Linked DNA regions of Homo sapiens: region 2 is linked to region 1. The links are chromatin contacts, found by Hi-C in ENCODE. All regions are on one chromosome and are shown on one strand. The core of a region is the stretch at or near the end of the contact, and the rest is flanking DNA. Distances in the headings are between cores, read along the strand shown.

What was found. A loop is a pair of places that touch in the nucleus more often than their neighbours do. Pooled maps may share reads with other maps.
Region 2: a loop to region 1 is called in a pooled map, with 2.6 times the contacts of the local background. The contact joins two enhancer-like sites. A Hi-C loop is called at or near these places in 4 of 50 pooled maps.

The regions. Positions count from the first base shown.
Region 1 is chr5:169,645,990-169,650,096 of GRCh38, reverse strand. All of the region lies in intron 1 of DOCK2 (dedicator of cytokinesis 2), which reads right to left. Among named protein-coding and RNA genes, the nearest start is that of DOCK2, 11 kb to the right of the region's middle. RefSeq lists a silencer at 1-10. Within about 2 kb of position 2,361, at least 4 of the 41 ENCODE cell types and tissues checked have a DNase peak (open chromatin) inside an H3K27ac peak, as active enhancers do.
Region 2 is chr5:170,251,680-170,256,236 of GRCh38, reverse strand. LCP2 (lymphocyte cytosolic protein 2) reads left to right here. Exons shown (of 21, transcript NM_005565.5): 18 at 3,024-3,118; 19 at 3,726-3,803. It also overlaps a transcript of C5orf58 not described here. Among named protein-coding and RNA genes, the nearest start is that of C5orf58, 21 kb to the right of the region's middle. Within about 2 kb of position 1,981, at least 4 of the 41 ENCODE cell types and tissues checked have a DNase peak (open chromatin) inside an H3K27ac peak, as active enhancers do.

The DNA.
Region 1 (4,107 bases), core at 1,112-3,611:
GCCAGGTGCGGCGGCTCACGCCTGTAATCCCAACACTAGGGGAGGCAGGTGGATCACTTGAGGTCAGGAGTTTGAGACCAGCCTGGCCAACATGGTGAAACCCCGACTGTACTAAAAATACAAAAATTAACCAAGTGTGGTGGGGTACACCTGTAGTCCCAGCTACTCGGGGGACTGAGGCAGGAGAATTGCTTGAACCTGGGAGGCAGAGGTTGCAGTCAGCCGAGATTACACCACTGCACTCCAGCCCGGGTGACAGAGCAAGACGCCGGCAAAAAAAAAAAGAAAGAAAAAAAAATCCCTAGCACTTTACTTGTATCAGCCCATTTAATCTTCATAGTAACCTCAAGTTATTACTCTTCCTGTAACATACAAGAAACTCAAAGAGATGTTAAGGAACTTGCTCATAGCCACACAGAAAGTGGCAGAAAGCGGATTCAAACCTAGAGTGGAGTCCAGAGTCCCTGCTTCCTCACCAGGCATCACACTCTATTACACATACACTGGGCTTGTTTATATCCTCGTTACATCCAGCCTCAGTAAGGATGGAGACTGAGCCTATCTTGTTGACCACTGAATTCCTAGCGCCTGGCCCACAGTAGAAGTGCAATCAATGTTTATTGAACTTTTAAGAAATGCTCATTGGACGGAAGGGATGTGAATGAACATGAAGGGCAGCTATGTCCCTTCTTCTGGCTATATTCTTTCTTGCATTTATCAAGATTGCTTCAAAAGACACGTCTTGGCTGCCAATTTTGATTGCAGCCATCGAGTGCCCTGTGACCCTTCAAGATGGATTCGTACCTCATCTGGGGCCCTGCCATCTGCTGACATGTTTGAAAACACAAGCTTCAGCCAACACCAAGTGTTAATAGAGTTTGGACAAGTGGCTGTGTAAGAGGAACAAAAGCAATAATGGAGAAAGAATGTAATTGCCCGAAGCTCACTTTGGAGAGTCTCCACTCCAGGGGGAAATAGAACTAGCAGCAGGTCCACTTTGGTGGATTCAAGTGAAATGCGCTCATCGAAATGCGTAAGCAGTGTGCCTGAAGTCTCTGGACAGGTGTTGACAGCCTCCGCACTGAGGCAGCATCCTGACATTGCATCCACGAGGGTGACTGCGATGACCCAGCAGAAGCCTCTGGCAGCCACCCCAGAGCTCAAACCCGGGCGGGCGCTAGTCAGCAGCAAATGAGGCAGAAGAATTACAGCCAGAGGGAACCTAGAAGGAGGAGGTGTTCCTCCACCCACCAGGAGAGAGCAGAGAGCAGAAGAACAGCTAACCTCTGCCAAACACTTCCTGCATACCAGACACTATTCCAAGGGCTTTACGCACAGCCACCCATTTCATCGTGAATCTGCAGTTCTTGGGGTGGGTGTGATTATTATCGTCTCTGTTTTACAGATGAGGAAACTGAGGTAGTGCAAGATCAAGTAAACATCCTGGGGTGAACACAGCAAAGAAGGGGCCAAGTGAGGATTTCACCCCAGACAGGCTGGCTCCGGAGCACACTCTCTCAGCCATGCACCACACTCACATCGCCTCTCACGAGTGGAGATGCATTTGGTCCCAGCACTGTGCCAGGTGCTTTAGGCCTCTTGCTGGATCATGATAACAACCTTATGGGCTGCATATTGTAGCGCACAGTTTTTAGCGAGCCAGTGACATGCCCAGCCGACAAGACGAAAGTTAGGATTCCAGTGAATTCTCTCAAACAGTGATCTCAACTGGGAGCGAATTTGCCCCACTAGAAGAGACATTTGTTGATGTCTGGAGACATTTTTCTTGTCCCAACCTGGGGGAGGGGAGTCGGGGGTGTCAGTGCTACTAGCCTCTAGTGACTAGAGGCCAGAGATGCTGCTAAACATCCTACAGTGCACAGGACAGCCCCATAACAAAGATTTTCCTGGCCCACAATGTCAATAGTGACAAGGTTGATAAACCCTGCTCTGAAACATCATGCTGGATTTCACTCTCTCCATTCTAGTACTCCTATAGGCACATTCACACACACATTCTCACACACTCTTGCACTCACACATGCACACACACACTACAGAGTTGGAAGAGAGTTTATGGTGAAATCAATCAAATCAGCCCTCCAGCCCCAAATGCAGAGAGCGTCTGGCACTCTGCAGGATCCTGCAGCTAGAAAAGTGGGGTGAAAGGGGGTGGCTCCTGCTCTCCTGAGCTTCTGTGAAATCTAGTCGAAGAGACAAAATAAACACACAAGAAACAAAGAGCTGTCTTCAGAAGTGAAAGGCTAAACTGCAAGTCACAGCAGCTGTGGACTCTCAGAGGGAAAAAGAGGCCCCACTAAGGAAGTGAGACTGGAGGGAGAGGGAGGGGCAGAGACTGGCAAGGGGAAGAACTGGACTGAGAGCCCCCAAGGAGGTGGGGAGAGGGTGTGACAGCAGGGAAGAGAGGGGGGAAACCAGCTTGATGTGTGAGGGATGAATGGCAGGGCCATCTTAATGGAGTCCCAGGGAGAACTGGTGAGCTTGGTAGAGTGACCATCTGCAGGAGTCCACTGTTTGGAGACGAGTTCAAGAGTACTCTATTTATTGCTGTGCTGTGCTCTCACAGGACCTCGCCTCCTGACAGGGAAATGGATGAGGTGGGAAGATAAAGGCAAGATGGGGCAACTCAGTCCATCTGAATCCTATAAGGCCACCAGAAAATTTTAAAACCTCCAACTCTTACCCTTTACCCATCCTCCTCCCCCTCCACTCATCTACCCACCCACCCATCCATGCATCCACTCACCCATCTATCATCCATCTACCCACCCATCCATCTAATCAACAACTATCCATCCACCTATGAATCCACCTCTTCATCCATCCAATCAGCAGCCGCTGAGCACCTGCTCTGTGCTGAAGAAGAACAACAGACATGGCCCTGCCATCATAGAGCTTGCATTCTACAGAGGTGCCCAGATCATTCAACATGAGGCTGCAAGGAAGTATGAAGGGGATGATGGCAGCTCTAGTAACATGAAGCAAAGGGGGCACTGCCCCCAACCTGTCCAATGGGGACATTAGTACTAATAATGGTGCTCTCTGCTGCCTCATACAGAAAGAGAGGTTATGACTGGACTGTAAGCTTCCCGAACTGTTTTATTCATCTCTGGGCCCAAACACCCAGCTAAGGACCATCACTCAGGACAGGCTTACTGAACTTAATTGATCTGAACAGACTGTAAGAATTGTTTTCCGACTCTTGACAAGCTCCTGGCTTCAAGAATTCAAACCTTAGGCAGAATGCTTTGGCTATACCTATTGTATTTGTTTACTAAATAGTTACAGAGTAAAATAAGCACATTTTGCCAGGGACCTTAACTGGCTTCCATGAATGAGTTTTGGCGACATTACAATGCAGAACTGCACATGTGCATATTTTAATGGGAAGAAGTGTGTTTCTAGCGGTCACAGGATTCTCAATGGGACCTATGCTACAATAATGATTAGTTTCTCTGACCTACCACGTTCCTGCTATTGCAGTGATGCTGAATGGACTCAAAGTTAACCCTCCATACAGCTCTGCCCTCCAACAATGTACCAGCTAGTGGGGAAGATGACATGCAGTTACCTAACTAAAAGACAAGGTGAAAAGGGGCAACTTCCATAAAATAGAGGGAATTTTCAGAGAGACCTCAAAGATCTATGCCTCAGTTTCCTCACCTGCAAAATGAAGACAGAAGTTATTTTTCTTAGGGTGTCTGTGAGGGCTAAACATGATGACACAAGGGCTTTGTAAATGTACCATGCTATGGGACTGGTACTCAAACAGATATATAGACCAATGGAACAGAACAGAGACCTCAGAAATAACACCACGCATCTACAACCACCTGATCTTCGACAAACCTGACAAAAAGAAGCAATGGAATAAGGATCTCCTATTTAATAAATGGTGCTGGGAAAACTGGCCAGCCATATGTGGAAAACTGAAACTGGACCCCTTCCTTATATCTTACACGAAAATTAACTCAAGATGGATTACAAACTTAAATGTAAAATCCCAAACCATAAAAACCCTAGAAGAGGCTGGGCGTGGTGGCTCATGCCTGTAATCCCAGCACTTTGGGAGGCTGAGATGGGCGG
Region 2 (4,557 bases), core at 732-3,231, 610 kb before region 1:
TGCACACAGGTATACACATATATACACATACACAATACATGCACACACATGCACATGCATACACACATACATACATGGACACACCTACACACACTTCACCAGGAAGCCAGCCCTCATCCCCAATCTTCCTGTGCAGAACTATTCCTCCAGCTCCGGTTTCCCTACGGAATCCTCAGAATCCTGTTTGCCTTTCTCTGCAGTTTTAGATTTCCATGATCAATCTGTCCATGGTTGTGAGTTGGGGAGCATGTTCAAAATACAAACTAAGAGAACTTAACGTCACAGATTCTGATTCAGTAAGTCCGGAGTGAAGTCAGGGACCTGTGTTTTTAATAATACCACCTCTGGACGTCCATGATTAGTATTCGCTTAGAGTGTTCTGCAACTTGAAAGTGCATATAGATCACCTGGGAATTGTGTTAACATGCAGATTCTAATTCAGGAGGTCTGGGGTGAGGCCTGAGTTTCTGAATTTCTAACATATTCCATGCGATGCTGTGACTGCTGGTTCATGAACCACTTTGAAAGGCACTGGGGCAGGACTAATTTGTGCTTTTTATCCTTAAAGACTTGCAAGTGACAGGCACTTGGTAGGCACTTTAAAAATGCTTGTCGAATGAGCATCAAATGACTAGGGAAAGTTACCCAACTCTAGTAAGTAGCATTCCAGGAAACTGGCTTAGCATTGCCAGATTTTCCAATTTTTTTCTCAAGAAAAGTGAAATTATTTAATTTTTAAATGTTGACTTAAATTTTTAAAAAATGCTGTGAAGAATGACAACAGAAAAGCCACTTTTTTTGCAGTCATGTTCCACATGCAGTGTGTGCACGGGCCAGTGTGTGTTCAGTAGAAAACTATGTTAGTAAATGTGAGTTGATAGCCTGAGAATCAACATTTTTTCCAAGAACACATCTAGGGTATTCAGTTGGATGCATCATTCCATAGAGGGGCGAGATCCCACTGCTGACGCCAGTGGCACCCACTAAGTTTTCAATGTTTTCTAAGCATTTGAGGTTATGGTGGTGTCCACGTTCACCACATGGTTTTCACAGTTTCTCGCCCAACCCCTAATTTTCCACAATCCCCAAAATTCTCTGTGTTTTGCAAACACACATTTGTGTTACCTCCTTGCCTCTGTAGCCATCTGAGTCCCAGACACATCACAGCATTATTTTCCAAAGCAAGTTCCACAGATCTCCAGTTTTATGAGTCTGTGATGGGGCTTATTAATGCAAATAGTTAATTATTTTTGGAACATTAGCTTGATCCAAATTGATCTCTTTTCCCCTAAGACTGCCAGGACACCTGGTCCTCGGTCTTCTCTACTGGTTCTACTGGTTGTTCCAACATCAGAAGGATAAAGTTTGTGCTGTGCATTGCCCAAAAACCTGTCATGACTCCCTTGAGAGTCTAGATATTAAGGGTGGTAGGTGACTGCAATAAAAAAGTGTATGTGCTTCTCTGTTGTAACTTAGAACTCTATGATGCTGGCCTGCAGGTGCAGAGGCAGAAAGAGAATCATTTCTTAACTGTAGAATGGCCATGCAATGCGGGCCTTGGTTCTGTTACTCTCCTGTATTGTTAGGTTTCATTCATTCAACAAGCATTATAAAAGTGCAAGTGTTGGACTGCAAAAAAAATGGGGATGGGGAAGATCTGTCTAGGCACTGGGAACTTGGAGAAGGAAGGCACTGGCAGCTCAGGGCCAGCTTGTTTAGAAACAGGGAAGGAGCATCTTAAACAATCCTGTTGATGTGGCTCAGGAGACTTGTTTAAAAACAGGGAAGGACCATCATAAATAATCTTGATGATGCGGCTCAGGAGGCTTTAGCCCTTACAGGTGACTCTCCTCTCCTCAGTGGTGTAACAAGGTAGACGTAGTGACAATCCGTGGTGTAGAACCACCGGAAGTACTTGCTAACATGCAGATTTCTGAGCCCCAGGTGCTCGCAAGTCGCCCAGGGATTCTGACTCATGCACAGTAGCATTTGGTAACCACAGGTTTAAGTTTTGGCTTTGCCACTGATAGCGCATGATTTGCTTAGCCTCTGAGCCTGTATTTCCCCATATGCAAAATGAAGACAATACCTACCTTGTAATGTTGCTGTGAGGATTAAAAAAAATGTACACACGATACCTTACTCAAGATCTGGACAGAGTTGTGCTGAATAAATATTTGTTGAAGGTATGAATGAATGATGGTTAAATAATTAAGAGAACATTTGACTCACAGAATTTTTCTGTTTTTAACCACAGCCTGGCACATAGAAAATACCCTGGGCAACTGCAATAAACACAACTAAACCTTTCCTGAGATTAGGAAACATTCTCCTAAAGTTTCAAGGAACTGTAAATGAGAAAAAAGAGTTTTAGAGAAGATGAGGCACAAGCACTGGGTAATTAATAGTTGCCCAGTAAAAACTTCCTGATCTGTAGTGCCTTCTATGTGAGTTGAACAGTCTACCTGTTTAGTTAGAACAGCGGGTAGCCAACTTTGATTCTAAAAGCTAGCAATATTCTCAAGGTAATTTTGTCTTCTCTTGGGTCACTTACATTTCTTTTTGTGGAAACATTAAGAACATAATTATCTTCATCATTGCATTGTCCCTACATCAGCTGTTGGGAATCCATTCTGCCTATGATGATATTATAAGAATCTATGAAAAATTTGTCTCTTGAGCATTCATTTTGACGTTCACATTCATTAAAACAATTGCGAATTTTTTTATAAAGGGATCTAGTCACTTTATATTATGTAACATGCACATTTAGAAAAATCACTCAAAGTTGAGGTTCTCTTCTCAAAGTTTTACTGGCATGATTACAGAATAATGCCTGAGCAGCCCCCATGGTTTCAAACAGATGAAAATTATTTTTGAAGCCCTTGTTTCTTAAAATGCGAACTATAGGACCAATCGCAAGGGTATTTTTTTGGGGGAGTGGGGGGAATGTGTTTTGTGTTTTGATAGCAGCAAACAATAGCTTACAGTAAATTAACTGTCAGAATTCTATACTTTTGAAGGCCCTAGCAACAGACCACCTATCAGAGCCGAAGGCAGAAACTTCCCCTTGCCACTTCCAAACAAACCTCGGCCCCCATCCCCCGCGGAGGAAGAGGTAAGAGAGCATGTTTTTATTTTTGTTTGTTTGCCTTTTCCCTGGTAAAAGAATCACCAGAAACTCCCATTGAATGTTCTTCTGTACTTTTATCTTCCCTTTGTTTTATTTTATTTATTTGAAAAAAAAGTTAAAGGAGAAGATCCAGATGAACAATATGTTCTTTTCCCTTGGCGTTCTTTCAGACGCTTTCAATGGCAAACATGTGTTTTGCATTAAACAGCAAGAAAAATAATCCTGTTTTTTATGTTTATGACCTTGATTCGTCACTTAACTGCTCAATAACCCATTTTTTTAATCAAGCAGGTTATTATGCTAAACTGAAGAAATTATTGTATCTGTATCTTTCCTGAAGAGGTTCCATACTGTAAGGAACTCTTATTCACAGGCATTTTTGCAACCAGTGTCATGATAAAAAGCAGTTCGCACAAAATATCTTCTATTTAGCCCCAGCTAAATGACTCTGAATGCAAATTAAGAAAACAAATGTTTCAGACCTCCTGGAATTGAGGTGTTGATTTATGGAAATGATTACTCAGAGGCTTTTCTTTTCACTTACATCTGTAACTGTAAAATTTATTCAGTTTCTAAAAATTTACATTTTCAGAATTCATTAAATGAAGAGTGGTACGTTTCTTATATTACCCGACCAGAGGCAGAAGCTGCTCTTAGAAAGATAAACCAGGTATTGTGCTATAGTTTATTTTAACATAGTTGTAAATATTAATGGCAGAGAAGGGAACTGACCTGTCCTGAGTACCAATTACAGGCTAGGAATTCTGCTAGGTGCTGTTGCTTTCTGTAATACCTAGGAGACCCATTAGTGCCAGCTTCACAACTACCAGCACCCATAGCAGGGATTCCTAGGCTCGGGAATCATTAGGCTGGCAGAAGAATCTCAAGGCAGTCATTTGGTTGGCAGCATCTTAGGAGATTTTATTAATGAAAGAGTCTGTCTTGTCATAGGAATCACATGGTGTCAGAAGGAGACTCTCTTTCAAAGTTCCAACATCGTACCAGTTCTATCTTCCTCTTAACACAGACGTGCCATCCATGTTGATGTGAAAGGACCAATATTAAAGAGATGGCAGCAACTTTTTGCTTTTTGCCCTAGACGTTTCTAGCTAGTCCTTTAATATCATAAAGTCTTAAACATATTTCCCGTAGCCAGTGCCGAAACTTTACCTTAGATTTATTTATCAGAAATGGGAAAGCAAAAATCTTTCATCTTTCACACTTAAACTCCACACCAGTAGTTCTCAGTAGTAGTTGCACATTTAGATCACCCGGAGAACTTTTGAAAAATCCCGATTCCTGGGTCTCACCTTGAGATTCTAATTATTCTGGGGGTGCTGTGTCAGCTCTGGGAGTCTTCAAACTTCCCAGGTAATTCTAATTTGAAGCCAAGACTGTGAATCACTGGTCCAGAAGTATGTTTG